Linked DNA regions of Homo sapiens: regions 1, 2, 4, 5 and 6 are each linked to region 3. A link is a loop called in an ENCODE intact Hi-C map of the cell type or tissue named here. Cell type or tissue: Calu3. All regions are shown on one strand. Each heading gives the region's core, and the rest is flanking DNA. Links, peaks and the distances in the headings are about the cores only.

What was found. Hi-C counts contacts between places; a loop is a spot of excess contacts. Peaks named below come from ENCODE experiments on the same cell type or tissue, not always from the same donor. Only the 100,000 strongest peaks of a DNase experiment are listed, where the experiment ranks them.
Region 1: a loop joins it to region 3, with 9 times the contacts of the local background. A loop is called at or near these places in 3 of 110 quality-filtered maps.
Region 2: it touches region 3 in a loop (6-fold over the local background); 7 of 110 quality-filtered maps call a loop at or near these places.
Region 4: a loop joins it to region 3, with 5 times the contacts of the local background. A loop is called at or near these places in 6 of 110 quality-filtered maps.
Region 5: a loop joins it to region 3, with 5 times the contacts of the local background. A loop is called at or near these places in 6 of 110 quality-filtered maps.
Region 6: a loop joins it to region 3, with 6 times the contacts of the local background. A loop is called at or near these places in 6 of 110 quality-filtered maps.

The regions. Positions count from the first base shown.
Region 1 is chr3:101,812,545-101,817,918 of GRCh38, reverse strand. It overlaps NXPE3 (neurexophilin and PC-esterase domain family member 3), which reads right to left. Exons shown (of 8, transcript NM_145037.4): 7 at 918-1,124. Among named protein-coding and RNA genes, the nearest start is that of NFKBIZ, 34 kb to the left of the region's middle. In Calu3, for the core only: no CTCF peak of the experiment used is centred there; no DNase peak of the experiment used is centred there.
Region 2 is chr3:102,160,717-102,166,090 of GRCh38, reverse strand. It overlaps LOC101929411 (a long non-coding RNA gene), which reads right to left and starts at 2,386. Exons shown (of 2, transcript NR_135549.1): 1 at 2,116-2,386; 2 at 1,220-1,417. In Calu3, for the core only: no CTCF peak of the experiment used is centred there; DNase peaks (open chromatin) are centred at 2,143, 2,520, 2,610 and 2,980.
Region 3 is chr3:102,110,841-102,116,214 of GRCh38, reverse strand. No RefSeq gene overlaps it. Among named protein-coding and RNA genes, the nearest start is that of RDUR, 170 kb to the right of the region's middle. In Calu3, for the core only: no CTCF peak of the experiment used is centred there; a DNase peak (open chromatin) is centred at 2,334.
Region 4 is chr3:101,924,222-101,929,595 of GRCh38, reverse strand. No RefSeq gene overlaps it. Among named protein-coding and RNA genes, the nearest start is that of RDUR, 14 kb to the left of the region's middle. In Calu3, for the core only: no CTCF peak of the experiment used is centred there; no DNase peak of the experiment used is centred there.
Region 5 is chr3:102,179,477-102,184,850 of GRCh38, reverse strand. No RefSeq gene overlaps it. Among named protein-coding and RNA genes, the nearest start is that of RDUR, 240 kb to the right of the region's middle. In Calu3, for the core only: no CTCF peak of the experiment used is centred there; a DNase peak (open chromatin) is centred at 2,490.
Region 6 is chr3:101,863,473-101,868,846 of GRCh38, reverse strand. No RefSeq gene overlaps it. Among named protein-coding and RNA genes, the nearest start is that of NFKBIZ, 17 kb to the right of the region's middle. In Calu3, for the core only: no CTCF peak of the experiment used is centred there; a DNase peak (open chromatin) is centred at 2,516.

The DNA of each region.
Region 1 (5,374 bases), core at 954-4,953, 300 kb after region 3:
ACCTCATCTCAATCAATCAATCAATAAAACTAAGTTGACATAATAAATAAAAAGGCTGATAAAAACAATCACAAACAACTCACAACAAACCATCAGGCTTTACTTTATTAAAAGCCTTGCCCACACATGGCCATTAAAAACAGTTCCCACAAAACTATCAGCTCTCTAAATTGTAAGCAGGGTCTTTATTTCTGCTCCTTCAGGATCCCTCCTTCCTTACCTCATCCATACCCCTTCCAGAAAGAAAAGAATGCCCTTGTGAAGAAGGGGTGGGCCTCCAACCACTGGGGTTTTGTTCTGAGTCTGGAGAACAGCCCCAGAGCCAAGCAGAGAAATCAAGAAGCTAAGAATGCTGGAACTTACCCAGACTCCCTCAGGAGGAGCCAACTCCATCTCAGAGTCACACCAATGGTAGGCCCAATGGATGACACAGGGATGGCTTTGCTGCAAGGATGCAATATGGACTACCATAGGTCTGGCTGCTTCCTTCTACTCAAAGCTACTATAAACTTGGAGTTGGATGAGACAGAACTAGGGGAGAAACAACTGGAAATGCCCACCTCTATTTTACAACCCAGAATATTAGAAGGGAAAGACACCTGTGAAGTGACATGGTCCAGCTGTCTCATCTCACACATGGAGAAATGAAGCCCTAAAAAGTAAATGACTTGTCCAAAGTCATACAGCTCATCAGTGACATAAACCTCAATGAGAACCCAGTGCTTCCATGAGTACAACACAACACAGCTATTGATCAGAAACTGTCACACATCTCTCCAGGGTTTGGGTACCTCTTTAGTCCTACACAGAAATATATGTTTCCTCACCTGATAACCTTTCTTCAGGCACCTGAGTGAGTCTGCTTATTTCAAAGCTGATGTGGGAAAGAGTTACGAAACAAAAGGCACAGTACCAACCTGGAACAAATGTAGTAAGGTATTCAAACCATTGCCTGATTGTTGAGTCACCAAATAAATGCACCACTTTTCTTTGTAAGCACTCTGTAATGTTGTCAGGGTCATTAAACTGACGCATCTTAAACTTTCTGGGCCTCCACTGGTCTTTATAATAATACCCAGAAGGAAAAGTTCCTGAGCCTTGAGATAGTTCTAGACTGTTAGTTTCTGCAAAGAAAAAAGAAAAACAAATATTTTAATATTCTCCTCCAACAATAGATGAAAAATGTCCCAAGAAACAATTATGCCCATGTATTTGTTAGCCTGATAGCATGTGGGAAACATTTCCTGCTGTCAGACCTCAAATCCCAGACTTTTCTCCTGATTAAAAAAAGGTTTTCCACAGCCATAAAAAAGAATGAGTTCATGTCCTTTGCAGGGACATGGATGAAGCTGGAAGTCATCATTCTCAGCAAACTAACACAGGAACAGAAAACCAAACACCACATGTTCTCACTCATAAGTAGGAGTTGAACAATGAGAACACATGGACACAGGGAGAGGAACATCACACACCGTGGCCTGTCGGGGGGTTGGGGGGAAGGGGAGGGAGAGCATTAGGACAAATACAAGGCTTAAAACCTAGATGATGGGTTGACAGGTGCAGCAAACTACATGTATACCTATGTAATAAACCTGCACATTCTGCACATGTATCCCAGAACTTAAAAGTAAAATTAAAAAAAAAAAAGGTTTTCCTTTGTACAAAAATGGGAAGATCTGAAATGGGCATGAAGGTATTGGTGGACAGAAAGGAAAGGAGGGACTTTCAGCATTCCCTCTGCTTACATTTTTTTTGAGATGGAGTCTCACTCTTTTTGCCCAGGCTGGAGTGCAGTGGCACAATCTCGGCTCACTGCAACCTCCGCCTCCTGGGTTCAAGTGATTCTCCTGCCTCAGCCTCCCAAGTAACTGGGATTACAGGCACGCATTACCATGCCTGGCTAAGTTTTGCTTTTTTTTTTTCCGAGACAGAGTCTCGCTCTGTCGCCAGGCTGGAGTGCAGTGGCATGATCTCAGCTCACTGCAACCTCTGCCTCCTGGGTTCAAGCGATTCTCCTGCCTCAGCCTCCCGAGTAGCTGGGAGTACAGGCGTGTACCACCACACCCAGTTAATTTTTGTATTTTTAGTAGAGATAGGGTTTCATCACGTTGGCCAAGATGGTCTCAATCTCTTGACGTTGTGATCACCCACCTCGGCCTCCCAAAGTGCTGGGATTACAGGCGTGAGCCACCACGCCTGGCCAATTTTTGCACTTTTAGTACAGATGGGGTTTCACTATGTTGGCCAGGCTGATCTCAAACTTCTGATCTCAAGTGATCCGCCCGCCTCGACCTCCCAAAGTGCTAGAATTACAGGCGTGAGCCACCATGCCCAGCCTGATTACATATGTTTTTATCAAAGCCAAATATAAAGGAAGACAAAACCAAAGGAAATGTGTGGACATAAGCATTTATCCAGCATTCTCCCAGAAGAGAACAGTTTCTCACCCACATGCCTGCGAGGCAAGTAACAACTTAGACTAATACTTTACACATACAGAGTAGTATTAGTTCACTGTTTTCAGCCCATTAAAAGCAAAGTTAGAATCCATGAATCCCATCTTCAAATTTTAATTTTAATTCCAAAAAAACACCACTTAATATGGAGAACAAACTAATGGCAGACAATCTAACGGATTATTCTCCATTATACAAAAGGTTCAGAAAGTCTTTATATATAATGAACAATGCTAAAAATACATCACCAATGTGTACCTCCTGGTTGTAACCTAGTTACACTTGATAACACAAGCAAAACGACCTTTCAGAGGGAAAGTCAACATCCTTCTGCCCTAACACCTCCTGTAGAAAATGCCACACGTTACATGCTTCAAAACAGACTGTGATGGCTAATATTTCTTGCAAGTTTACTCTGCCTCAGACACTATTCTGAGCAAACGTATTATCTCATATGCTCACAGTAACTCTTTGAAGTAGGTCCTATCACTATCCCTACCTTTCAGAACAGCTAAACAACTTGACCAAGGTCCCAGAGCTGAGCTAGTAAGGAGCAAAGCCAGCACCTGGCCCAAGCAAGTGAGCCCAAAGCCCATGATCTTAACCACTGTGTGCTAGATCACTTCTCAAAAACAGATGTTTATAGATGTTAACCATTTCTTTTTTTTTTTCTTGAAGGTATATATTTATTCATTTCTAACAATTATTCAAACCTACAATCTTCAAGAAACCACCAGGTTATATCATTTTCTTACACAACCTTTATCAAAGTCCAGTCATTCTATAGTCACCTATTAAGCCACAATTTGGACTCTAAATGCTTACACAACTCAGAAATTTAAATTTAAGTGACTCCCCTATTTGTGACTACTTTTAGCTTATTTGACTTGACATTATCTGTGTTACTCCAAATTATTTTGGTTTTTATCCCTCCAAAGATGATGTTCTATTTGACACAGAGTGCATATCTAATCTTTTTTTCTTCGGCATCTGCTAATTCTTTGCAGGTTCAGAGCCCAAGTAGAAAAGGAAACTGAACGCTGATTTTAAAAGCTTTATTTGGCAAATGCGATTATCAAAGAAAAATTGTCGGGGGCATGTAGGGTAAACATTTCCTAGGCTTGTTCAAAAATAATTTCTCAACATGTTATCAAGTGTAGCTTTAATATGTTACTGCACCTTGTGCAAAGCTCCCTCATTATATCAGTACATCGAGGCTGCATAGTTAGAGAGCTCCAGAGACGACACCTAGGGCCCACAGAAAACATTTACTAGAATGAGAATTAAAAGTTATTTTGATGTTACAATTTTTTACCACTGTTAATTCGGTAGACTCGGTTATTCTGTGTCAAATATGTGTTATAAAGAAAAGTATATGTCACACAGGAAACAATTACCATTTCCATTCAAATGTTAATTATATTTACTACCAGAGCTAAGGAAAGCAAATCAATTACTAAATCTGACATTAATTCTTTAAACATGCTGCATGCTACATGAGAAAAAAATCATATTTTTTAAATGAAATGCACATACCTATGTTGCCCCCTTATGGTCAACTGGGACAAAAACATTTCCTGACAATTTTAATATGATTTTTAAGAAGTCTGTGGCTGTTTAAATGGTGTTTCTTGGAACTCACAATGCAGTTCATGTAAGATAACTGAGATATGAAAGTCTCCTAAATAGATAATATAACCCCTAATGTACTATTCACATGGAATAAAAATAATTAAAACAAAAAATAAAAATGAGTTATTACTCAACTTTATGGTTATCTTGAAAATTGCTGGTGAAGGAAGAAGTTTAAACAGAGGTGGTTGTAAAAGCAGATATGAAGATTTGGGCAAAACCAGAAGGGATATTTTTTATTATTTGAAAGTAATGTCCCTGCATCTCTAAAATTTCTTGGCTTCTCTTTAAAGCCCATGGTTTGCATTTTCCTCCAAAGGGTGTCACGCCATGTAATCCATTAGCCATAATGAGGGCTGTCTGGGCCAAAGATGGAACAAAACGAAAGAGAAAAAGGCAGAGAGATAAATTTCCCTAAATCATCCAGAAAGAGTTGGACGAAAAGGACACAACGTGAATTGAGGTGGGGCGGGGCAGGGAGGGCTGCGGGGTGAGATGTGCAGCAAACCTGTCCATTAATTTTATGGTATGGAATTGTCTGCAGAATTAAGAACAGTAAAAGGCAGGACAAAGGGGAGTACACAGTTTATAAGGGGGAAAACAAGACAGAAGAAATGGGATCAACCAATTCCCTGCACCAGAGACTGCCATGAGCATAGGAAGCTTGGGATAAGGTCAGTAGGGAGGGACAGCCCTCAGCAGGATGAGGAATGAGGATAGTGTATATTGAGCTGGTTAGGAACACTCTGTCAAGTGCTGGGAATATGAGAAGGGCCCAGCTACACAGTAATTGTAATGGCTTGAGTTTGAGTTTACTCCTTGAATTCCCCCTATGAAACCTTGGAAATTTAATTTTCTTTCCTATATATTTTAGTCCCCTAAAACCTCTGCAGTTTACAGAGGTAAGCTAAGAATGCTATATAGATAGAAATTCTATAAATTCATAGACTGTTGAATGGGACCTTAGAGAGTAGCTAGTCCAAATATCTTTTTTTTTTTTTTTTTTTTTTTTTTTTTTTGAGACGGAGTCTCACTCTGTCACCCAGACTGGAGTGCAGTGGCGCAATCTCGGCTCACTGCAACCTCCGCCTCCCGGGTTCACGCCATTCTCCTGCCTCAGCCTCCTGAGTAGCTGGGACTACAGGCGCCTGCCACCACGCCCGGCTAGTTTTTTGCATTTTTAGTAGAGATGGGGTTTCACCGTGTTAGCCAGAATGGTCTCATCTCCTGACCTCATGACCCACCCGCCTCGGCCTCCCAAAGTCCTGGGATTACAGGCATGAGCC
Region 2 (5,374 bases), core at 673-4,672, 50 kb before region 3:
TTTCTATTCGCAAATGAAATGATTACATAGAAAATCTGAAGGAACTTTTCTTAAAAAGTGGAGCTGGGGGTACAGTCTTAAAACTAATAAGTAAATTTACCAAGACCTCAACCTACAAGGTCAACATTTAAATATCAATGGTATTTCCATACACTAATAATAAACTATATTGGAAAGTGAAATTTTTAAAAAATATCATATAGAGCAGCTCCAAAAAACAAACAAAAAATTTTAACTAATACTTAAATATAAGTATTTTCTACCCCCCTCCCTAATGGGTATTATCAGGTCGTGGGTCTCCCCCCATTTTACCGTCATGAAACAGGATCCTCCACCCCTGCCAAGTCCTAGGTTATACTTTATACATAAATAAAATATGCAATTCTGATGCACACACTTGGTGATGGCAGAAATCTGTGGAAAGGAAGTTCATAGTTGGTTTGGCAGAGCAAAAACACAAACTACAGACGGCAATAGATTCATGATTCAAGCCAATTAATTCAGAGGAAAGAGCATTTTAGAGTCATAGGTGACCACAAGAATGTAAGGACTCTGGTAACAGAAAATCTTGAAGTGGTGGCATTTGGATTTTCACATGGCATGAAATGAAGATTTGACAAAATTCTACATCTAGAGTAACCATCTGACTCAGCAATGACACCTATGTACTGCCACATTAATTAGGAGAACCTTCCAAATATGTCAAAGGGGATGCTGTCTCCTCCAGAACAAAAACAAAAAGATTTCTCTGGCTTCAGTTGTGTTTAGAGATTTTTTTTTTTTTTTTTTTTTTTTTTTTTTGAGACGGAGTCTCGCTCTGTCATCCAGGCTGGAGGGCAGTGGCGCGATCTCGGCTCACTGCAAGCTCCGCCTCCCTGGTTCACGCCATTCTCCTGCCTCAGCCTCCCAAGTAGCTGGGACTACAGGCGCCCGCCACCACGCCTGCTAATTTTTTGTATTTTTAGTAGAGACGGGGTTTCACCGTGTTAGCCAGGATGGTCTCGATATCCTGACCTGTGATCCGCCCGCCTTGGCCTTCCAAAGTGCTGAGATTACAGGCGTGAGCCACCGGGCCGGGCCTAGAGATTATTTTTATTCTCCTCTAGGTTCTGTGGCCACTAACAACTAGCTAGTGGTTTTGGGAAATTTTCTGGTGCCAGTTTATTAATACTTTCTAAATAGTGAAGCCTTGATTAAAACAACTTTAAAAATACTTTTATTATTCATGTTCCACCAGGAAGCAAAATTTTATTTTTATGTCAATATGTGCCACTAGCATTAAAAGAAAGATTGTTGAGTTGGTTTGATTGATTGATTATTCCAAAGGGTGGTAATACTTCTGCGAGCAGTGGGAAGTATGTCCTGTGGATCCACCCTAATGAGGTTCTGTGAATGTGACTGTGACCCTTGCCTTGCTCTGCAATGGAGAAAAATAATCATTATTCAGAAAGAAAAAATAACAAAACTTGCAATTGTATATTATGAAAAGTAATTGCAGCCTTTCTTGAACATTAAACAAAGGATACCCTTTTTAACACTTTTGAGTCAATGTTTTCTTTTCCTTCATAGGACAGCATGCATATGAGTAAAATAAGATCATGTAGGACATGGCAAATCTAATTAATATGGCTATACTCTCATCCGTCTATTTAATCTGTACAGCTATTTCATAATATAGGTTAATTTGCTAAATATAATATAACCTGTAATTTGTAAATCTATTGCCTAGAAATGAAAAGTGGTACCATATAAAGTGTGAATTAAGCAAAATGTATCTTTAATTCTATTCCACATTGCCTATCTATGATTTTCCCCCACCCCCCATCCCCATATCCTTCATCTAGACCTGTACTATCCAATAATGGAGCCATTAGCCACATTTGGCTATTGACATTTTAATTTATATTAATTAAAATTAAATAAAATTTAAAGTTCCAGTTCCTCAGTCACACCAGCCACATTTCAAGTCCTCTATAGTCACATGTGGCTAATAACTACTATATTGAACAGCCCAGCTATAGAACATTTTCATCATTGCAGGAAGTGCTAATGGACAGAGTTGCTCCAGACTCTGAGTCCTTCTGCTATCCCGTCTCTGGCCAGGATTCTACCTACCCTGGGCACGCCTTCCCAAGTGTCTTCAGATTTTTCTTCCTTCCACTAATCTTACCCTCATAACTTCCCTGAGCCTTCTCACGACGTCCCATAAAAAGCACAATTTTGTAATTCCTTCCTTGAGGACCTTTCTCTCAACTTAAATGACTTGATAAACTGGTTCATGCTTAGGCAATTTGTGAATGCTCAGAGTTCATGTGTTCTCTCTCCAAAATAACACATTGGTATTTTAGCTGAAAGCTTCTGGAGACATTATGCATTTACAGAAAGGGTTAACTCTCAAAGTGGTGGCTTTAGGCACCATGGTAGCCTAGAACCTTGGTGAACAAACCTTAGAATGCAAGTGCCTTTAGAGCACCTTTCAAATTACATTATCCTGGTGGCCTGTTCACCCACATTGGCCTTGGGCCACTATGCTGATTTGTCTCCTAGGAATGCCAGAATACCCCTCATTGTTACCACAGAGGCATAATATTTATGCATCTGACATGACGTTTATGAATAGTAGGTCAAAAGAAATATGTTTGTTTTTCTTGTAACTGTGAAAGTTGTTAGAGTTCAGGATAGGGTTTTGGTATCAGAATCCATTTACTCTGTTCATTCTGGGCTCCCTGCCAAAGTATCACACAAACAACAGTTAATAGCAAAATAAGAGATAATATAAGCCCCTTAGTAATAGCTTGACAAATGTTTCCTTCTCCCCCAGTATAATGCTTTGATCAAAACTGAACTAGAAAATGCAGCTTAGACCAAGAGATATGAAAAACAAACAAAAAGGCTTCTTACTCCCTAAGTAAGAGATGATTGGGTAAGCAGACAAACTCTAGTTTGCCCTGTGGTTCATTCACTGGGTTAGAAAGAGGCTGCTGTGCCTCAGGGGACAGCCCTCCCTTGCCTGCTTTCCACATACAACAAGAAAGACAAGAAATAATCCTTCTTCCTCAGAGGGCCCTGGCTCTTTAACATGCTCAATAAAAAAGGTAAAGAAGAAAAAGAAGATAGCCAGGCCAGCCTCAGAAGAAAGTCAAGTGCTGTGTCCAGTGTTCCACATCTGGGCTCAGCTGGTTGCTTCCTCATGGTGTCATTTAACTTACTTTCTATATGTAGAAATTTTATATAACTAAGCTTCCATTTTTACAAGAAAAATATTCATATCAATGGCATCTCTCCAATGTTTTGTTTGCTTATTTGGGGATTTTAATTATTTTTTTGTTGTTCTTTGAAGTAATCCATGCACATAGTCCTCATAGTGAAGTAGTACTAAAAGGTTTGTTTTAAAAAGAAGCAGTCCCCTCTCCTCTCCCTACCCCTCCCGGAAGCTACACTTTCATCTCTTTTTAGCTATTCCTTCTGGTTGTCACTGAATATTACAATATTCTGGTACTTACTGAATATTATTTTTAAGACATTTTGTTATGGAAAATTTCAAACACATGCAAAAGTTAGAGAGCAGCATGATGAACCCACCTTATGTACTCATCACTTAGTTTCAGTTATTATCAACACATAGTCAATCCCATGTTATCTATACAGCTACCCATTTACTCACCAACCTCAAAGGTATTATTTTGAAGCAATACAAGACAGCATATCATTTTAACCAAGAATATACCATTCATTGTATATCACTAAAGGAATAGGTCTCTTTTCAAATACATCTAATTCCAATTATCTCATAATTCTTCCTTACAGTTGGTTTATACAAATTAGTGGGCATGATGCATTTTTTGCTACGTCATTTAAATCTCCTTTTTTAAAAAAAAAAAATCTATAGTCTTAGTTCTCAACTGGGGCAATTTTGTTCCCAGAAGACATTTAGCAATGTCTGGAGATGTTTTTCGTTGTCATAACTTGGTTGAGGAGAAAGGGGGAGAGTTTCAATGGCAGGTAGTGCATAGGGGCCGGGATGCTGCTAAAAGCTCCAAAACACCAGGACAGCCCCCAACAACAAAGAATCATCTGGCACAATATATATAACAGGATTCTATTCCCTGCCTCCTCCTCTTATTTCTTGAAGGAACCAGGTCATTTGACCCCTAGAGTTTATCACATTCTGGATTTTGCTGAAGGCTTCCCCGTTTTGCCTTGGAACATGTTTCTCATTCCCCATACTTTCCGTAAGTTATGAATAAAGACAGAACACATGAAAGTACTAAGCCAATAGAGAATATTGAAACATCAAAATTTCCGTGTGAAAATGTGAATCAAGTGGTTGAGTCATAGGAGGGCCTACGGGTTTTTTATTTTTATTTTTTTTTTGAGAGTTCATCCCTCTTGCTTTTGCAAGAACAAGGACATTGAGGCCTGGGGAGGTAACAGGAGTTGGCTAAGTTCAAAATCAAATTTCCTGAGTCTCTGCCTCTTTGAAATTTGAGATATAGCTCTATTTTTTGAGAGATAAAGTCTTAATCTGATTAAGGTTTGATATTTTTGGCTAGAATATTTTGTAAGTGGTGATGTGTACTGGCAGTAGAAGGCATGGAATATCGGGTTGTCTTTTTTGCTAGCAGCCATTGATGATCCTGGCCTAAAGCCTTTATTTCATTAGGATTTGCTCACCAATGTTTTAAATAGTTCATTTCTTCCTATTGAAATATTATTTAATGAAAATATCTTTACTTTTTTGACTATGAAGTTAATGTTTAATTTTTAAATTTGTATTTAACAATATAAATACATGTTTAGTTTTTTTGGGATGGTAATACCAGCCCCTGAAATAACTGCTCTAAAACTTTGGCTTATATTTTTCCACACTTTTTAGTTATATATACATATGTGCGAAGTGTGATTAGATAATACATGTAATATGACAATTTTGCCATTTTCATTTTTATTTAATAATATATAGGAAAAATATGTTCATGTCTACTACATGCATATCTACTGTCTTCCTCTTTTTTTCCACATTATAAGATTCCATATATAAGAAATACCCAAGATAGGTAAATCCATCGTGACAAAATCAGATTAGTGGTTGTCCAAGACTGAAGTGGAGCAGAAGAGAAATGGCTGCTTAATGAATACAGGTTTCCTTTGGGGATGATAACAGTCAGCAGCACCAACTCACCACTATGTGAGTGTCTGTCTCAAAAGTGAGTCCTCTAGGCCCACTCCAGCTCATGCCACCAGGAGAAAAGACAATTGTTCTAACTAAGTCCTACCAAATTTACGGATTCATGAGCAAATTTTTTGTTGTTGATTTAAGCCACTAAATTCAGAAGCATTTTGTTAGACAGCAATAAATAACTGCATTCCTCAT
Region 3 (5,374 bases), core at 634-4,633:
ATGTGAGGTTCTTCCATCTTTGGAAGGCAGTGCATGACCAATACCCATACTTGCTCAGAGATCACCTCCAACCGTACAGGTAGCTGAGCCTAGTGGGGTGCTTGGGAAGTGGCAGTGGGAGAGCAGAGCCAGAAGCCAGTGAGCCCAGAAAGTCCACCCAGTCTTGAGCCTTGAAGCCAGAGCACCGGGGCCATAGCAGCCAGGAGAGACTGGCATGGAACAAAGCCTCTAAGGACTCCAAGTAAAAAGGAAAATCACAAAGGTGTTGATTAGTTCAATTCTTAGCGTGGTAGAAAACACAAACTTTCCTTGTATGTGCCATTTGGAAGGAGTCAGTTGATTCAGTCTATCTGAATGAGTAGGTCAAGGCAGGGGGAGAACATATGGTAGAGAACATAACCTGTGTAGACTCTGGAAACACATGCCTTCTTCCTTCCTAGAGTACGTATTTGGAGGAGACCCTCATTAGGAACTGGAAACAATATTCATTCTGTCTGGTCCTGCTCAGTTTATAGACTTTCCAGAATTAGTTAGGCAGCTTTCCTCTATCAGGATAAATGGATGAGGCAGGGAGAGCACTGAGGTAATGGGCACCTCGCCTATTTCAACAAGGGCCATCAATGGACATCTCTTTATTTACCAGATTCAGGACTAAGTAGTTAGCAGACGGCCTAAGGGCTATTCTGAAAGGCTTTTTAAAGATTGTTTGAGATTGATGAGGATCCACAGACCCCATGAAAAGTTAATCATTTAGTGTATTGTGTATCTACAAATGTACCTGACAATGTAGGGGCGGGGGATAGATTAATGATAAATAAATAAATGAGAAATGATTTCAAAAAGGAGAAAGTGCTCTGAAGAAAATAAAATATGGTAATGTTTTAGATAGGATGGGAGCAGTTACGTTTTAATAACAAACAATCCCAAAAATATCGTGTCTTAACAAAGTTGTGTTTTCTGTGTTTTGCTTTCTTACTCATGCATTTATACGCCACACATTGCCAGGGGATCTGGTCCATGTTGCTCTCATGCCTGGACAACACCAAGGGTAATGAGACTGCACCATCACATCACTTTTATGTCCTGTTGGTCAACACTTGTCCCAGAGTCCTACCCACCTGTAAGGGTGTCAAGAAAGTACACTTTTCCCATGTGTCCCAAAGGAGAGGAGAGCCACAGATGAGCACACAAGATGGAGGGGCAGGGGAGGCACAGCGGCTGACTAGGGTGGTCTAGCAATGGTGTTCCAAGGAGACAACATTTAAGCTGTGACCTGAAGGGTGAGAATAAATCCACTATGTGAAGGGCAGGAAGGGCACTTCAGGCAGAGGGAACAGCAAATGCAAAAGTTCCTTAGGTTAAAGCAAGTGTACAAGGAAATTAATGAAGGCCTGTTTGACAAGAGAGCTGTGAGGGAGGGGGAGAGTGGTAGTCAATGCAATCAGTGAAGCCAAATGATGAAGAACTTTGAGGTTCATGATAACAGACTTAGCTTTTATTCGACGTGTGCCCCAAACTCAAGTTCACTAATGTTTCCTCTTTTTAATGAAAGCAAAAAGCTATGCTTATATAACACTGAAAATAAAAATTCAGTTTTTGCTTTCCAGAATTTTCTGTTTCCCAGACTAAAATGAACCTTTATCTTTTTCATATTCACCTCAAGTTCACCTTTTTCTAAAACATTTGAAATACCGCAGAACATCGTGACAGGCTGTATAGTGTTTCCTGGAACTATTTACCTCAGTTCTGCGTTTTCTCAGGCCTCACGTCAAAGTCTTGATCGGCACCCAGATCTGTGCTCATAGCTGCTGACAGAACACACATTTTCTCAAAAGGCAAGAAAAAGGAAGCCACCATTCTGAGAAGAGAAAAAAAAAAAACTCTCCAGAGGAATATCTCTTCTCTATTAGAACCCAGTGTTTCTAGAATAGAGCCACATATAGAAAGCTTCTTACTCTTAAAGAAATTATCTAGATTGATTAATGTTCTAGTGTTTATTGAGTTTCCAGAGTAGCTGGAAGGTCAAGGGAGGTCTTGAGACCTTTATTTTTCATGCTGTTTATGTTTAACAAAAATTTCTTCAAATCCAAAATGTTGTCATCTGGTCTCTAACAAAAATAACAACTTAATAAAAACATTTGATAAAATCTCTGTGAACCTCAGGTTTTTCATCCATAAAATAGACATGACCAGTAATAGCAACAAAGCCAAACATTGAGATGACAGGGCTGCTGCTGAGTGGGCTCAGCCTCCTCACTTCGAGCCATGTTGACTGCCTCGTGGAGGCACCGTGAGCTTTCTCAGCGGTCTAGTGGAGAAGTGAACTCAGCCGAATGGCTTGCATGACACGAGGTGTTGCAGGCTGCTTCACAAAGGCCACTAACATGAATAGTGATCTGTCGGAAATTTGACCGAGCAGCTCACCTGATTAGAATGTATTGCAAAATAGCGACATTTTTGTTCAGACAACTCTGCTACAATATCCTTAATGTCTGCCCTGTAGTAAAGTATAATCATTAAATATGCAGACTTTGGAGTCAGTTAATCTGATATCCAGTCAGTTCACCCACTCACTAGCTGTCGATTAACCTCTCTACGCTTCATTTTCCCTTGTTTGAAAATGGAGATAGTAGGGTTTGTTTAATCAGGTTATTGGAAAGATTATGGCATATTTCCTGTAAACCTGTCAGCACAGTATGTGATCCATGGTAAGTCTCAGTAAACATTAACTTCATCATCATCATCATCAACCTTGAAAGGAGAAGAGTCACTACTTAAAAATCTACACATGACTTGGGAGTGTCGATTTTTCAGTTTCTAGCTATCAGGCTTAAATATTTAAGAATCATTCCAAAGAGTAAATTCAAATGGGGGAAGAAATGCTGAAACTTCCTCCTGACATTCAGTCTTCAGCATAAGGAATTTCTTCCTCATTTTTCAGTTTTTGTCCCTATTTGTTTGTCCATGTGTTTGTTTTTTCCTTTCCTAAGTTGAGATGGAGAATTTCTACTATGTCAGAAACCCTTTGTATCTGAAGTTTGTAACTGGACAACTCTAAGCCTTCTTTTCTGCTAATTCCAGCATTGCATAACACAACTGAAGTCAGATTCTACTTTCAAGATAATTCTTTTATTCTTTATAAAAATTAAATAATGTATGGTGAAAGTGTGTGTAAACAATAGGTTTCCATTAAAATGTCACCCATTATCATATTTATTGTTTCCTTAGATCCTTCAAATATCATAAAACATTGTCACCCACACTGTAAAGGTAACTGGGTTAACTAGTTTGACTAGTTAAAGGGAGGCCAATTGTGGGTTTTACTCTGTTCTTCCATCTCCAACATGAACTGCCTTTGGAACAGGTCATACAAACCAGAAGAGAAGCAATCAGCTATAGATGACAGCTAAAGAGCAGAGGTGCATAATTTACTCCAATGATGTCTTCCCCAAAACATAAATTCATAAAAATGCTTAAGATCACCATAGATAAATGTCAGTATGGCTCCTCTGGTTCAGTAGACAATAATCTCATAAGTAGCATATTCAGCTAAAATTAATTCTAAAAGTCCACAATTTATTCCAAAAGTATAAATCTGCTTTTACCTGAATTATTTATTCAAGTAGCACTTTTTTGCCAGAAAATAATGGTTTTTATGTAAAATCCAAAATCACTAGGGATTCTTCAAAATTTTGCATCTGATATAGGGTTTAACACTTAACATGTGGCATAAAGAGAAAAGGAAAGATGTAGAGGTTACCTGAGCTTGTATTACTGCTTCCATTTTTTCCTTCTTCAATTGCAACCACCTAACTTTAGGCCCTTCCCGTAACAAGAGGGGGTTAATAGGAAAGGTTCCTAAACAGACGTCATGCTTTATATGTAAAATGCCAAACACACAGCATACACTCTATACATGTTCATTTCTTCCCTCACACAACCCCAACTTCTGCATTCATTTGCTAGAATACTACTATATCGGTTTTCTCTTTTTACCTCCAAAAGAGCCAGTATAGCAAAAGATGTGTGTGTGTGTGTATAGTGAATATATTGAATATATATATTATATATATATAGTGTGTATATACAACACAGAGTTGACCTTTGAATAATGCAGGGGTTGGGGCACCAATCCTACCCCACTCCCCACCCCACCCCCACAGTTGAAAATTCACATATGACTTTTGACTCCCTGAAAACTTAACTACTAATAACCTACTGTTGACCAGAAGCCTTATTAATACTATAAACAGTTGATTAACACATATTTTGTATGTAATGTGTATTATATACTGGACTCTTACAATAAAGTAAGCTAGAAAAAAATGTTATTAAGAAAATCATGATTCTTATTTTTAATTTTTAAAAAAGAAAAAGAAAATCAGATGCAGGGTGTGGTAGCTCACACCTGTAATCCCAGCACTTTAGGAGGCCAAGATGGGAGGATCACTTGAGCCTAGGAGTTCAAGACCAGCCTGGGCAACATAGTGGGAACCCCCATCTCTTTTAAAAAGATATGAAGAAAATCATGAGGAAGAGAAAATATGTTTATTAGGTATTAGGTGGAAGTGGATCCTCATGAAGATCTTCGTCATCATGATCTTCATATTGAGTAGGCTGAGGAGGAGGAAGAGGAGGGCTTGATCTTACCATATCAAGGGTAGCAGAGAAAGAAGAAAATCCACAGAACTTTTAAAATAAATATAGTCAGCCTTGGCCGGGCCCAGTGGCTCACACCTATAATCCCAGCACTTTGGGACACCGAGCTGGGTGGATCACGAGGTCAGGGGTTCAAGACCAACCTGGTCAAGATGGTGAAACCCCGTCTCTACTAAAAATACAAAAATTAGCCGGGTGTGGTGGCACATGTCTGTAATCCCAGCTACTCGGGAGGCTGAGGCAGAGAATTGCTTAAACCTGGGAGGCAGAGGTTGCAGTGAGCCAAGATCACGCCACTGCACTCCAGCCTGGGTGACAGAGCAAGACTCTGTCTCAAAAACTAAATAACTAACTAACTAACTAACTAACTAAGTAAATAAATAAATAAAGTCAGCCCTGCGTATCCACGGGTTCCACATCCACAACCAAAGGCAGATCAAAAATACGGTATTCACGGAATGGGAAACTCATGGATATGGAAGACCAGCTTTTCCTATAAGCAGATTTCTCAGGTCAACTGCGGGACTTGTGGGACTTGAGTATGCAGGGATTCTGCTATATGCAGGGAGATGGGGTTCTGGAACCAATCCCCCACAGATACCAAGGCATAATTGTATTCAATTTGATTAGATAGAAAAGCATATCAGCTCTTTTGAAGAATAATAATGAGGCTTCAGTTAATTAGAAAAAGTTATGAAGGAAAAAATAGTAATAT
Region 4 (5,374 bases), core at 953-4,952, 190 kb after region 3:
AAATCTAACTGTGAAGGATGAACCCATCTGTGGGGGGCAATAATCTTCCTCCAAGTGAAGAGCCTAGAGACACTTTGCTCTTTAAAACAATTTATCTGCTAAGTCTGGCATCTAGTTTACAAAGATCCTAAGCCAAGCTCAAGTCCAAGTGAGAGCAGTGGTGACTCTGTACGCATTTCTATGCCCATCAAATTTATTGAAATTTGCAGATATATATGGCTGTGACTACATGGAGAAACGGTGATAGTCAGTAAAGTCTCAATTGCCTGTGTGTAGGCATTATTATTTTGGTTATCTAACTGCATAACAAGCCGCCTGAAGCATAGTGGCATAAAACAATAAACATACTATTATGTTCCTTCATTCTAGTGGTCAGGAATTTTAACAGGACAGAGATAATTTGTCTCTGCCCAGTGACCTCTGGGGTCTCAGCTATGATGACTCTGAAGGCTGTGAAGTGACTCAAAGGGTATGTCTGGAATAGCAGGGACAGAAGAATGCACTCTCAATATTCACTTTTCTTACTCACACAGCTGGCACTTGGCCTGGGGTGGGTGAAGGGCAACTTCAGCTGAGGCTGTCACTCAGAGTGCCTACATGTGGCCTCAACAGCAGTCTCAGGGTAATCAGCTGTCTTCCATGATGGTTCCAGGTGCCAAGAACAAGCTTTCCAGTGAACAAGAAATATGCTTCATGGCCTCTTGTGACCCAGTGTCAGAGGTCACCTAGTGTTACTTCTACTGCACCCAACTGGTCCAAGCAATTACCAGCCCACTCAGATTCAAGCGGAGGAGAAATAGACCCCACCTCCTAATAGGAGAAATGGCAAATAATAAAAAGTAGGCCAGGCGCAGTGGCTCACACCTGTATTCCCAGCACTCTGGGAGGCCGAGGTGGTTAGATCACTTGAAGTTGGGAGATTGAGATCAGCCTGAGCAGCATGGTGAAACCCCGTCTCTACTAAAAATACAAAAAATTAGCCAGGTGTGGTGGTGCACACCTGTAGTCCCAGCTACTTGGGAGGCTGAGGCACGAAAATCACTTGAACCCAGGAGGCAGAGGCTGCAGTAAGCCGAGATCATGCCACTGCATTCCAGCCTGGGCAACAGAGCAAGACTCTGTCTCAAAAAAACTAAATAAACAAACACATTAACATTATATAATAGAGACACATAACAAAGCTGAAAATTATTTAATTAAAAAACTAATACAACTTTTACCAATCTATGGTAAAATGGATTTAAAAAAAGAAAAGTATAAATAAAATCAGGAATTCAAAAAGAAAAAACATTTGAAAACTTAGATAATACATTAAAATGTCTTGAAAAATATCACTTAACACAAATCCCTTCGAGTAAAACATGTTAATAGTTTTCTAACCATTAAAGATACTGGGTCTGCAGTCTAACCACTTGTATTGGCTTCTATGACATTTTCCACTCAAATAGTGCATATTTGGTTATTGAAGGCATATACTCGATTTTTTAAATATAATTACAATTTAACAGAAATTATTCCAATCTATAGAAAACAGAAAAAATACTCAATTCTGTTTCCGAGCTTTGTATAACCTTTATTTTAAAAACTGACAAAAGCAGTACAAAGAAGGAAAATAATAGGCCAGTTTCAATCATGAACATAGATGCTAAAAATTAAACATAGTATAAGCTAAACAAGTCACCCCAACTATTCTCTAATGTACTGAAATGTTCTAATTTCTTGACCCACTGGGTAGGTCATTGTTCCCACTGAGTGGGTACATTGAGTTTTGTAAACCATTATCTTTTAAGCTGAACAAACATATATTTGTTCAAATATATTTTGTGCACCCTTCCATTTATAGGATATATTTCATAATTTTGTTTTTTTGAGACGGAATCTCACTCTGTCGCCCAGGCTGGAGTGCAGTGGCACGATCTCGGCTCACTGCAACCTCTGCCTCCCGGGTTCAAGCAATTCTCTGTCTCAGCCTCCTGAGTAGCTGGGGTTACAGGCAACCACCACCATGCCAAACTAATTTTTGTATTTTTAGTAGAGACGGGGTTTCACCATGTTGGCCAGGCTGGTCTTGAACTCCTGACCTTGTGATCCACTCACCGCGGCCTCCCAAAGTGCTGGGATTACAGGCGTGAGCCACCACGCCCAGCCATATTTCATAATTAAAAAAAAAAAACACTATTCTCTAGAAACACCTGACACATTCATTCACTCTCATTAAACTTATTTGATGTCCATTGACCCTCTCAGAAGTCTGCACTTGGTGCTACACAAAGTGTGATTCAACACCTAGTAGCAGCAGCAGCAGCAACATCACATAGCAACTTGTTAAAAATGAATATTCTGGGCCCCACCACAGACCTACTAAATCCGAATTTCTGGACATCCAACTCAGGAATATGTGTTTCAACAAGCCCACCAGGTTATTTGAAGATTCACTCAAACTTGAGAAACACTGCTCTACATAACAGTGACAAGCAATAGAGGAGTTACAAGCAAGAGCCTGGGACTCGAGCCCAAGAGAACTTGAGCCAGAGGCAACTTTGCGTTCAAAATCACACCACGGCCTTACCTGCAGCACACATTGCACCATGTTGGGTTTTCCTTCTTTGAAGGACCAGCCTCGCCTTGACCAATCTTATTTCACAGTAAGGATGATAATTTTTCAATGACTCATACCTGAACATCTGTGTTAATTATATGGCTATTGTTCTTCAATTATATTACAAGATTTCTTCTCCACAATGGTCACTGTGGAAGCCACCCAGAATAAACTCGCTGCTGTATCTCTGAGTGAACAGGAAATGTGTTCATTCCAAATTATCCAGGAACAAGAACTCTCTTTAATTCACTGACTAATCAACCGTTTGTGGGAATACTCAAACATCCTCCTCCTTCCTGCCACCTCTCTTTTGTCATTTTCACTCCTCCCCAGAACCCTTGTAAATAAAGGAGAAACAATAGACAGTTACTTTCAAATAGGTTCCTCCGGATACCTGCAAATGACTGTGTGGGACTAGAGACCAGAACAGTTGGTCAGAACAAGACATCTTTTAATCATTGATTAAAATGCTCATTTTATAGATAGCTAAATTAAGCCTTAAGAAAGCTGAATAGTCATCAGTGATAGAATTAAAATAAAACATTTCTTTTTATTTTTATCAGATGTATACTTTCACATAATTTGAAAAGACATATCTTTTTTTTTTTTTTTTTTTTTTTTGAGACGGAGTCTCGCTCTGTCACCCAGGCTGGAGTGCAGTGGCATTATCTCCGCTCACTGCAAGCTCCGCCTTCCCGGGTTCACGCTATTCTCCTGCCTCAGCCTCCCGAGTAGCTGGGACTACAGGTGCCGGCAACCACGCCTGGCTAATTTTTTGTATTTTTAGTAGAGACGGGGTTTCACCGTGCTAGCCAGGATGTTCTCAATCTCCTGACCTCGTGATCCGCCCGCCTCCGCCTTCCAAAGTGCTGGGATTACAAGCGTGAGCCACCAAGCCCGGCCCGACATGTCATTTTTTTAAATATGAAAAACAGTAGCCCCCGATCTAGAGGAAACAATTTTCCACTCCTTCAGAGGATTCTTTGGAATTTATCACTATATCTCTAAATAATATGAGCATATTGTATTTCTTGATGTCTCGGTTTTAGTGATTGTCTACTGATTTTCTAGGAGGGAAGGTAAAGCTTTAGCTTTCTTTAACCCTCCCCTCACCCCACAGTAAACACATTCTTTCCGTTACTACCACCACCCCCCTCATTCACTTAATAGAGTTGCATTGAAATTTCAGCTAGATCAACATTCACTGTTTACATTATCATGACTATGTAAATGTCATTCACAGCTGAGACATGTAGTCAACTACAATTAATTCCATTTCCTGCACAAGCTTTTATTGACTGGGAATGGGAGAAAGAAGGACCCAGGTGAGAAGGAACTGCTGTTTGCTTGTTTTTTCTTATTTGCTCATAAGATGAGTAGTATATTTACTTATCATCAATTCAATTCCAAACTCTGTCACATATCTAAAACTCCCATAAACATTGTGAAACACAGTGTCAGATAGTCTGTTAACTTCATCTTCTTAAGAAAATATTTGGCTGGCAAGATGGCTGAATAGGAACAGCTCTGGTCTGTAGCTCCCAGCAAGATCAACACAGAAGGCAGATGATTTCTGCATTTCCAACTGAGGTACACAGCTCATCTCATTGGGACTGGTTAAAGAGTGGGTGCAGCCCACAGAGAGTGAGCTGAAGCAGGGTGGGGCATCACCTCACCCAGGAAGCACAAGGGGTCAGGGAACTCCCTCCCCTAGCCAAGGGAAGCCATGAGGGACTGCACCATGAGGAACAGTACCTTCTGGCCCAGATACTATGCTTTTCCCATAGTCTTCACAACCCGCAGACCAGGAGATTCCCTCAGGTGCCTACACCACCAGGGCCCTGGGTTTCAAGCACAAAACTGGGCAGCTGTTTGGGCAGACACCAAGCTAGCTGCAGTTTTTTTCATACCCCGGTGGTGCTTGGAATGCCAGCGAGACAGAACCATTCGCTCCCCTGGAAAGGGGTCTGAAGTCAGGAAGCCAGGCGGTCTAGCTCAGGGATCCCACCCCAATGGAGACCAGCAAGCTAAGATCCACTGGCTTGAAATTGTTACTGCCAGCACAGCAGTCTGAAGTCAACTTGGGACACTTGAGCTTGGTGTGGGGAGTGGTGTCCACCATTACTGAGGCTTCAGTAGGTAGTTTTCCCTTCACAGTGTACATGAAGACTCCAGGAAGTTCAAACTGGGCGGAGCCCACCACAGCTCAGCAAAGCTGCTGTATCCAGTCTGCCTCTCTAGATTCCTCCTCTCTGGGCAGGGCATCTCTGAAAGAAAGGCAGCAGCCCCAGTCAGGGACTTATAGATAAAACTCCCATCTCCCTGGGACAGAGCACCTGGGGGAAGGGACAGCTGTGGGTACAGCTTTAGCAGACTTAAACATTCCTGCCTGCTGACTCTGAAGAGAGCAGGGGATCTCCCAGCACAGTGCTCAAGCTCTGCTAAGGGACAGACAGCCTCCTCAAGTGGGTCCCTAACCCCCATGCCTACTGACTGGGAGATACCTCCCAGCAGGAGTCGACAGACACCTCATACCGGAGAGCTCTGGCTGGCATCTGGCGGGTGCCCCTCTGGGATGAAGCTTCCAGGGGAAGGAACAGGCAGCAATCTTTCCTGTTCTGCAGCCTCCACTGGTGATACCCAAACAGGGTCTGGAGTGGACCTCGAGCAAACTCCAGCAGACCTGCAGCAGAGGGGCCTGACTGTTAGAAGGAAAACTAACAAACAGAAAGAAATAGCATCAACATCAACAAAAAGGACATCCACACAGAAACC
Region 5 (5,374 bases), core at 435-4,434, 69 kb before region 3:
GAGAATGGCATGAACCCGGGGTGCGGAGCTTGCAGTGAGTGGAGATCAAGCCACTGCACTCCAGCCTGGGCAACAGAGCAAGACTCCGTCTCAAAAAATAAATAAATAAATAAATAAAAAGAGTAACGTAATTTCTAGTAATGCTATTTACACATATAATGAATAATTACAAGTGCCAACTTCAAAATGCATGATTAGGTACATAGTTCTGCTGTAGGATTTAAGTGGTATGTGAGCAAAAAGTTTGAGCATCACTGTTCTAAGCTGCCTGCAGGTCTATCTTGGCTAAGGACACTTAAATGTCTGTTAGATGTGGCTCATCTGATGCCATTTACCGCTTCTGCTACACAGTTTACCCTCCCACTTGCCTCAGTTTACCCTCTGCAGAGCTGCTCACCTGAACTCCCCCCGGCCCTCAGGAGTGACAGCAGAGAAAACACCACCTAAAAAATGATTATGGTAATGCAAGGGCCCAGAATATAGAGACGCATGATAATGTGGGTGGGAAGAGTGCTGAGAGAAAGAGGGACCTGAATGTCCATGTAAAACCTGCACCTAGTGTGCAGGCTAGAGTGGTTGCCACAACAACCCCTCCTTAAGGGCCAATTTGCAAAGGCTGCCTTGCACCCAACCGAGCAGGACTTCTGAAATCAGACAGTAGGTGAAAGACTTAACTCTTCCAACAGGGACGATCACAGGGTGATGGAGGTATTTGAAATCTCTTGAGGTAAGTAGTGTATGATTTTGGTGCAAACTCAGGGTCTCCTTCTCCAGGCATAGAAATTGGCTATGCAAGTGGCGATTACAGCCAGAATGCTACTTCTAAAATACACAATTAGACATTTCCCTAACTTAAAGCCTTTTAGCAATTTCCTATAACTTTCAGGCTGACAGTCAAACTCCTTAACTGAGCACGCAAATGCTTCATAATGTAGCACATTCCATACTCTCTGGCTTCATCTCCCAATACTGCCAGAAAGCACTCTGCATTCACTATGGCTATCTCCAACAAGGAGCAGGCCTCCAGCTGTGTCAGGCTATTGTCCCAACTTTGGGACTATACAAAAACTAGTAGGTCTGCCTAGAGAGCCCTTCCTACTACTTCAACTGGCCTGCACCTCTTCCTCAAAGACAGAGCTCAAGTATCATTTCCCAGGCCTCACATTTCCATTGTTTATTTCTTTGTGCCCCTAAAACAACCCTAATCTGGCATTCATTATATTGTGCTGTATGTATTCATTCATTCACTTGCTAGCTCTCCTTGCAATTTCCTAGTAGGCAAGGCCTGAGGAAAGAGGAAACCAGTTAATTATATAAATGAACTAAACAATTACACAAAAGGACCTGGGAGATGGAGGAGTTGGGAAATGAAATAGAAATGAGGAAGACAGGAAGAGGTACAGAGGCAGAGGGAATCAATGGACTCTCCCCACCTGCTTTCCCATCCCAACATGCAGGCCTCCGTCCCTGCTTTGTGCTCTGTCAGAAAAATCAGCAGGGCTCAAAAACCAGCCCTGCCACTTAGCTATGTAGCCTGGCATAAATTACTAATCCTCTCTCAACCCCAGTTTCCTCCACTTTCAAATGAAGATATAATTATATTAACTTCCATCATAGAGTTGTTATAAAGATTAAATTAGCTAATGCTTATGTTGCACCAGACACAGAGCCTAGCACATAATAAACACAGGATAAGATATTAGCAAAAAAAAAAAAAAATGCATTTCTAGTTCATGTTGAAGAATAAGAGAGCACACTTTTTTATTGTTTTGTTTTTTATTTTTCTTTAAGTTCTGGGATACATGTGCAGAACATGCAGGTTTGTTACATAATACCCCCGCTCCCCTTGCCCCCAACCCCCTGAGAGGCCTCCATGTGTGATGTTCCCCTCCCTGTGTCCATGTGAGAACACACTTTTTCTCAGGCTTCATAAGGCACATGGCCTGGACTAAGGTATGGACTAGTCTGATATAAAGTTATACTCTGATCCAGAACATTTAATCTCAGTGTTGAGCACAGCAGAGCAAACCTAAATCAGTAATGTCACCACCAATTTGAGTCCATTCTTTAGCTGAAGGATGACAGCAATAACAAGCTTGGGGTTGGGGTCAGGAAGATTTTGCTATATCTGTATTAACAACATAGTTTTAGTGTCTTGACCCTTAGAAAGAAAATTAAAAAAGCATGTGAGGTTGTTCTATGAAGATCTAAGGAGGATCCAGCCCCACAACAAAAGAGGCTTCACTTAGTGGGGCCTGAGCTTCGCAAGCCTCCTGAGAATGCTAAAAAGTTCTTTTTCTTCTCACATGCATAGTAACAGAGTATTTGCCTGTTGACCCAACCACTAGATTGGATTCGGAGGTAAAATATTATCCAGTTGGATTAATTATTATATCACATTGGACTGGATGCCTCTGCCATGCATCAGTTTTCTTGGTTGGCCACTGATTAATAATCATCGTCTTAACATTCTAGACATGCTGCCTGATTAGTAGTTCCTGGCAGCAGTGGCTGATAGCAGTTACTGGAATCTCTCCTTACTGGGTGATTACATAATATCTACACCTAACTGCACAGCTGGTCACGATAAGCCACGATGTTTGTCCTGAAGATAGTGTCATTTTCACCAGACTGATCTCCTTATTATTTGCTCAGCTCGCTTCACTTTTGCCACCTTTGTGCCTTGCTCTCTCTTTCCTCCCCCCACAATGGCTTTTCTTCCTCTCTAATTGTTCAAATTCTACAAGTCTTTTAAGGCCCAAGTCAAATGCGCCTTTTGACCATCATGAACTCAAGTAAAAAACAGCTTGTTTCCAAATTCCCACTGCACTTTATTTTCTATGCAGTGATTTTTGTTTTATATCCTCTTTCTTTACTAGTGCAATGCCTCACACACAGTAAGCACTAAATGACAGTTTATTGAAGGCATGAACTAGTGACCTACTACAACTAAGGCTGCAATAGATTACTTGAAAATATAAATAAATAGGTTATATTTATGAAAAGAAAACACTTTACTCCCTATGAGGAAATCCTGCTTTGTAACCAATAGCTAAGTCCACTTCCTGCTGTGTGCCTCCTGAAGGGCTTGGGAAGCAGACTCTAGGTGGAATGCATTCTAGAATTTCATCTCTGGCTTGTCACCAAAATAACTTGGCCTTGCTTTCAATCCATGGATATTGAAACTATGCCCTAAAGTAGTAGCAGCAGAGTTCAGAGTTAGGGAAATTTGGAAGTGATGTGATGACTTTAAGTTGATGCTTTGGATTGAAGGCAAAAATGCCCTCCACTTCGTGGATCTACTTATTCCTAGAAACGAGAGTCTTTGAGGGGCTAGAAGTGATCAAGAGATGGGTCAGGGTAAAAGTTGGGGGAAAATAGAGGAGATTTATATAGACTCAAAATTCAGGAATTATTTTCAATGGTCAGATTGAGCAATGGCATGCTTGTTATGAAATAGAAAAGGCTCACCAGTTAGAGATGCATGCTGCAAAATGACATGATTTCTGGGATTTGCTTGAAATACTCAAGAGAAAAAAAAGGAGGAATGAAGAGAGAGAGCAAGATCCGCAAAATGTTGTTAGCTCTTTAACAGATTGATTAGTGTATGAAAGCTCATCATACTAGTCTCTCTACTTCTGTGTATTATGACATTTCTACGCTAAAAAGATTTAAAAGAAATACTCTTTTAAGACAGTAGTTACCCTCTTCTAGCTGATATCCACACAAGAGTTTTGTCTGAAATGACAAAGAAGGGGGAAAGGGAATTTTTATTATGTTGATCACCAGGTTTTGCCATCTGATTTAATCCAGACAACTCCAAATCATTGTTGTGTTATGTGCTCTGTTAAGAAAGTTAAAAATCCATGTGTGCACCATGACCTGGAAAAGATATCCATTGTCTTAATTTCAAACACACTAATAGTTATTTACATTGTGTCCTCAGTCAAGATTTCAGTCTGACTCTGGTAGACCAGTTCTTTGGTGTTTGTTTGTGGAGTGGGTAGAGGGAAGAGAGATCATAAGTAGCCTACAGGTTAATAAAATTCCTGGCAGCATACCTGGTAATAATCTGGGTAAACATGTAGTCATTCAGCATATCTCCCCTAATTTAAATTTAGCTGTGAACCATTAATCAAATAAAGTATCTTTCACAGAAGTTAATTAATAACTGTGTGCTTTTCTTTACTTTTTTTTTTTTCACCGTCAAGCAAAGGTCAAAGAAATTCAGACCTTTTCCTGTTGTCTTAGAGGAAAATAGCCCAAATTTCTATTCACAGAGTAATGTAAGACACCAAACGGATCTGTGCTGTTAAATGTAGCTTGTTGCTGTTTGCAAGTACCACCAAGGACTGGAATCCTCAGATAGCTGAGGAACATTTTTTCTTCATTGCTATTTTTTTCCCTGGGATGAGCGTATGTTTTTAGAAAAAACTACATTTTTTGGTCCCAACGTCACTGAGTATCAGATGGTAGAAGACGATAGAAGAGACAGGAAGTAATTTAATTGACTCGCCTAACAGAACTGGCTTGGCAGCGTATTACAGGAAAAGGAACACTCTAGTTAAGATTAAAAAATAAAAATAAAAAACCTTAGCGAGCCCCTTTATCAGCTGCTACTTGCATAGAAAGAATTTTACGGGGTTTGTGGGCCTAATAATACTTTAGCAGATCTAGGCTTTGGGAAGTGGAATTGACTAAGCTAAGCTTAAAGAAGCCGGCAGAGACATTGAAACTGGCAGGTGCCTATATTTTTACATTCCTCTGTCATTAGAGTATTATGTTCATTCGAATTTCTTCGGAAAAATCATCTAATTCAGCATTTCTTAAATATGTTTACAGAACTGAAATATTATTAATCATTATGAGAAAAAGTGCTTCATGGTCAAATGAAGCTAGGGAAATTCTGGGTCAAATCAAGTTCAAGTGTTTCTTTACTTTGAGACTCTCCAGTACCTTTATTATGTTAGTAGGTATTATGACTCTTCAAGAAGAGAAATGCTGTAAGACCAGAGGAGTTTTCAGAAATCATCTTGCAAGACTAGTTTTCCAAAAATATATTGATGACTATGATATGAAAATAAACTCAGATACACATACATGCACACACACACACACACACACACACGCACAGAGTAAACATGAACAAACTGGAAGATATTTGTGGACCATTTTCTTTACTGGTGTGAATAAGTCTAAAGGCAGCTACAATTTTTTGCCTACTGACCAGGGAATCTTTCTCTTTCATTTAAAGAAATAAGAAAGACCTATTTTTCCAGCACGCCTTCAGACTAGAATCTGGGCAGCTGCTTCCTTCCTGCTCTAATGCTAGCAAATCCAGGAACCAAGAAGCTGATAAAGAAGGAGATGCCTT
Region 6 (5,374 bases), core at 942-4,941, 250 kb after region 3:
CCTGTGGATGTAGGCCTGAGATTCCATTTTCTGTTTGGATATTTACAAAATACCTGTATTCCTTGGCTCATTGCCCCCTTGCTCCATCCTCAAAGCCAGTAATTGTGGGTTGAGTCCTTCTCAGGCTTGGAATCTCTAAGATTTCCTCTTCTGCCTCCAGCCAAAGAAAACACTCCGCTTTTAAAGGGCCCGTGTGATTAGATGAGTAGTTTCCCTATCTTAAGGTCAGCTGGTTAATAATTACTTTATTTACCTTTGCAAAATCACTTTTGCAATGTAACCTAACAGAATCACAGGAGTAACATCTGAGGCAAAGATAGCCCTAGGACCATCTTAGAATTCTGCCTACGATTCCAATGCTAGATTCTATCCAGCACCACTCACCTTCTTCGTGTCCTCAAAAATACCACTCACCCAGACATTTTAAAGTTGTATTTAAAAAGTAAATGCTGCAGTGGCACACACCTGTAATCTCAGCACTTTGGGAGGCTGAAAAGGGAGCATTGGTTGAGGCCAGGAGTCTGGCCTGGGCAATATAGTGAGACCCCCATCTTTACAACAAGAATAAATTAGCCGGGCATGGTAGTGTGCACCTGTAGTCCCAGCTACTCAGGAGGCTGAGGAGGGAGAATCACTTGACCCCGGGAGGTCAAAGCTGCAGTGAGCTATGATCATGCACTGCACTCCAGCCTGGATGATAGAGTGTGACAAAGAGAGGGGAGGGGAGAGGGAGGGAAGAAGGGGAGGGGGAGGGGGACAGGGGAGCAGAAAGAAAGGAAAGAAAGAGAAGGAAGGAAGGAAGGAGAGAGGAGAGAGAAGGGTTGGAAGAAAGGAAAAAAGGAAGCAAGGAAGAGAAAATTCAGATTCAGAGCTCACTTTCCTGATTGCAATAATTAAGTCTGGAATATGACAGAAAATACCAGATATGAAAGTTAGAGGAATTGTGTTTTAATCCCAGGAGGTCAGGGAAAGGAGCAGTCAGTAAGAGCTGGAAAAAGCTTAATAGAGAAAGTGGCACCCAAGCAGGGCTTTCTAGGATGCACAGAATTTGGGGAGGTGAGGACTTGACAAGAGACAGGAATAAACAGAGCATCAGCTGATACAGTGAAGAGACCCACCTGATAGCCCACTGGGGAAAAATGAGATGAGATTAGACAGGCAGGGTCAAGCTAAGGTCAACATAGCTTTGTAAACCAGGACAAGAGTTTGCATCTGATTCAACAGGCAGCATTGAGCCTTTGAAAAACTTTCTCTGTTTCTTTAACAGTATGCCAAGTAGTGGAAATTTTGGGATTGGTAAGAAAAGCAGGAAGATTGGAGGAAGAATAATTAGAAAGCTATTTACTGGGGACACAAGTTACTTATCTGTTAGCGACTCTTACTGACAATCTATAATGCTTGGAGTGGGCTTTAACTTATTCTAGAACAAAATATGGGGGCAAGAGGAAACAAAAATGGCAAAATGTTTATAATTGATGAAGTTTCATGATAGATGTATGTGTTCAATATACTATTCTGCCTACTTGTATGTGTGTTTGAATGTTTCCGTAATAAAAAGTCAGGTTCCTGTCTATTGTGGTAATCCAAGAATAAAGCCTTGAAAACCTAGATGTGGGTGGTGGCGGAGAAAATAGAAAAAAAAAAAATTAACAGACTTTTTTTAGCTACCCTATTAACTGATTAATAGACATTTTGACCTTGATAACAAATTTGATATAACTTTAGCTGAGGGAAGAAACAAAACTGATTGATTTATATAGATAGGGAAATAGAATAATGTCATAAAAGAAAAACTTGTCAGCTGTCTATAAATCCTGCACTTTAAATGACGTACCTCATTAGCCTGTATGATTAGAATGTGTATAGAAATTAATAACCTGTGTAAATTAAACTTCTGTCTATACATCTTCTTATTACACCACATTGGCAGGATCATGGATGGCTCACTGCAGCCCGGAACACTGGAGGCCCAAACAGTCCTCCCACCTCAGCCTCCAAGTAGCAGACACTACAGGCATGTGCCACCACACCTGGCTAAAAATTTATCTTTAAAAAAATTTTCCAGGAATATTTTGAGTAGAGGCACCATCCAAATGCTTACTTGTTTTCCCAAATGATATATTTTGAATTTTCCTTTGATATATTTTTCAAAATATATATTGGGATATATTCAAATATATCCCAAATGATATATTTTGAATTTCCTGGTGTAAGAAGTTACACCAGACAAAATTGCTATCCTGAAGACGACCAATTCTTCCATATCTGTGAGAGCCTAAAAAGGAGAATTTTTTGAAAATTTTAAAATATTCTGGAAGGAATACTTCTTGGGAGCAAAAAGAAAAGGATACCTTTTTTAAAGACAAAAGAAAAATGATATCTAATGTAAAAAAAAAAACACCTCTGGCACCAATTCAGAAAAGCAGACTCTCACTGGACACACTCCCACTGAGGCAAACACCAAAACTAACCCTAGAGTGCTGGAAGAAAATAGCAGTTCGCCTCCAGACCAGTCGACACCTGGGGCTTCCACGAAGGCCAATCAGGAAGTACCCTACAGTCTTACACAATCACTTGAAATTAAAGTACTACCTGAGAGATGTTTGGCTGCAAATAGGGAGAGCAGGCCATGTGAATTAAGATACCATGAATTGAGTTAATAAAAATAAATAGTAATTTGAAACTTAAACCCCAGATCAATTAAGCTAAGGAATCTAGTGTTGTTTCACAATCTGAAATTTGTCCCGATTGTCAAGCCTACAGGAACTATGCTGATCCAACAGGTAAACACATGCTGGATCCAACTACCAAGTTCCCAGAGCTGCTGAAATCTTTATTTCTGGAGCAAAAGCCAGAATCCTATCACTTAAAAAGATAATATCTAGAGTTAAAACAGTCTATTTCAATTGAGTTTTAGCAAAGTGGAATCAATTGTTATTGTATGAAACTGGATTTGACCCTTGACTTTTAAACATTTGCAGTTTTCAGTGACTAACTCCTCTACTGTTATCATTCCAAGATCAGATGCCGTAAAGCATAGGATTTTAATTTGATTTGGGATCATGTTGCTTCTCACACAGCTCTAGGTAGTGTGATCCAAGGTGAAGAGCAGCAGATTCATTCACATGTGTACCAGGGAGCAAAATGACAAGAGACAATTATAAAAGCTTTGTTGGAAGTTTAGGATACTTAAAGCTCTTTTAATCATTATCATAATTTTTGAGTTACAGCTCAATAAATATTTTTGTTTCTCTTAAAGTTTATCAATGGTAAATGAGTTGCCTGGTCAATGTTTAGTATTATAGCTAATAAATGAAATAGAGATATTTTACCATACATTAGATCAATAATAATATGTAAAAGATACCATAGATTCTGAAGACAGGCTATAGGATTGCTCAGAAAGAAATATTCATAAGTTCTAGAGATCTATTGTACAACATTGTCCCTATTATTGTACACTTTACAATTTCGTAAGAAAATAGAATGTTCTTACCATGATAAAATGATTTTTTAAAAAAGGAAATATTAATCTTACTCATTTTTTAAGAGAAATAATGATAACAGAAATTATTATAAATCCTCTTTCCTGGTGTAGTAAGTTTTAAGTTAAGGCTGCCCAAAGATATGTCCACATCCTAATCCTCAGAACCTGTGAATGTGACCTCATTTGGAAAAAAAGTCTTTGTACAATTTAGAATACTGAGGCCGGGCGTGGTGGCTCATGCCTATAATCCCAGAACTTTGGGAGGCCGAGGCAGACAGATCACTTGAGGTCAGGAGTTCGAGACCGTCATGGCCAAAATGATGAAACCTCGTCTTTACTAAAAATACAAAAATTAGCTGGACATGGTGGAGCACGCTTGTAATCCCAGCAACTTGGGAGGCTGAGGCAGGAGGATTGCTTGAACCTGGGAGGCAGAGGTTGCAGTGAACTGAGATCGTGCCACTGTACTCCAGCCTCGGTGACAGAGTTAGACTCCGTCTCAAAAAAAAAAAAAAAAAAAAAAGGTCAGGTGCCGTGGCTTACACCTGTAATCCCAGCACTTTGGGAGGCCAAAGTGGGCGGATAATCTGAGGCCAGGAGTTCGAGACCAGCCTGACCAACATGGTGAAACCCCGTCCCTATTAAAAATACAAAATTAGCCAGGTGTGTAGCCAGGTGTGGTGGTGCATGCCTGTAATCCCAGCTACTCGGGAGGCTACTTGAATCCAGGAGGTGGAGGTTGTAGTGAGCCAAGATGGCACCATTGCACACTCCCCCTCAAAAATAAATAAATAAATAAAATTGAGATGAGGTCATCCTGGATTACTCAGGTGGCCCCTAAATTCAGTGGTAAGAGTCCTTGTAAGAGATATACAGAGAGGAGGCACAGGGAGGAGAAGGCCATGTGGAGATGGAGCAGACACTGGAGTTATATTGCCACAAGGCAGGGAACACCTGGAGTCACTAGAAGCTGGAATAGAAGGCATGAATTCCACCTAGAGCCTTTGGAGGGCACATGGTTCTGCCAACACCTTGGTTTCAGAATTCTGGCCTCCAGAACTATGACAAAATGAATTTCTCCGAGTTAAGCCACCAAGTTTGTGGTTATTTGTTAGACAGTCCTAGGAAACTAATATACTTGAGAAACTTAAACACCAGAATCACCTTAGAAAAGTGATTTCTGAAAGCAGGAAAAAAAAATAAGGTGACTCATGATTGTATCTTCAAAGCTAGTTTCTATACCATAGGATCCAACGTGCCTGGCACACTGCACATCTTCATCAGTTGCCACTTCATCCCCATACGCATTCCAGAAACCCATTCTGTTACCACCATATGGCTACTGCCCAACCACAGCTACTCTCCAAAGTCTGCATTTCCTAATTAATTTAGACTAAAACTGCATTAGAATCACCACATATAATCTGCCAGAAGCCCTGAAAATCCTGGAGATTCTGATTCAGGAAACCTGGGGTGGGGCCTAAGTATTTGCATGTTTAACAAGCTTCACATAAGATACTAATGTCGACCAAAGACTGAAACTTTGAACCTAGGGCACTCAGCAGCTGCACTATCTCACCCCCAAACCCTCTTGAGCTGACAGGCAAGGGGAATGGTGTGATGGAGAGAGCAGGGACAACAGGCCAGAGGACAAGGAGTACAAAGGAAAAAGCAAGACACATTTTGAGAGGAATCTACAATCAGCTGGGCGTGATGGCTCATGCCTGTAATCCCAGCACTTTGGGAGGCTGAGGTGGGCAGATCAGTTGAGACCAGAAGTTCGAGACCAGCCTGGCCAACATGGTGAAACCCCATCTCTATTAAAAATACAAAAACATTAGCCAGGTGTGGTGGTGCGTGCCTGTAATTTCAGCTACTCAGGAGGCT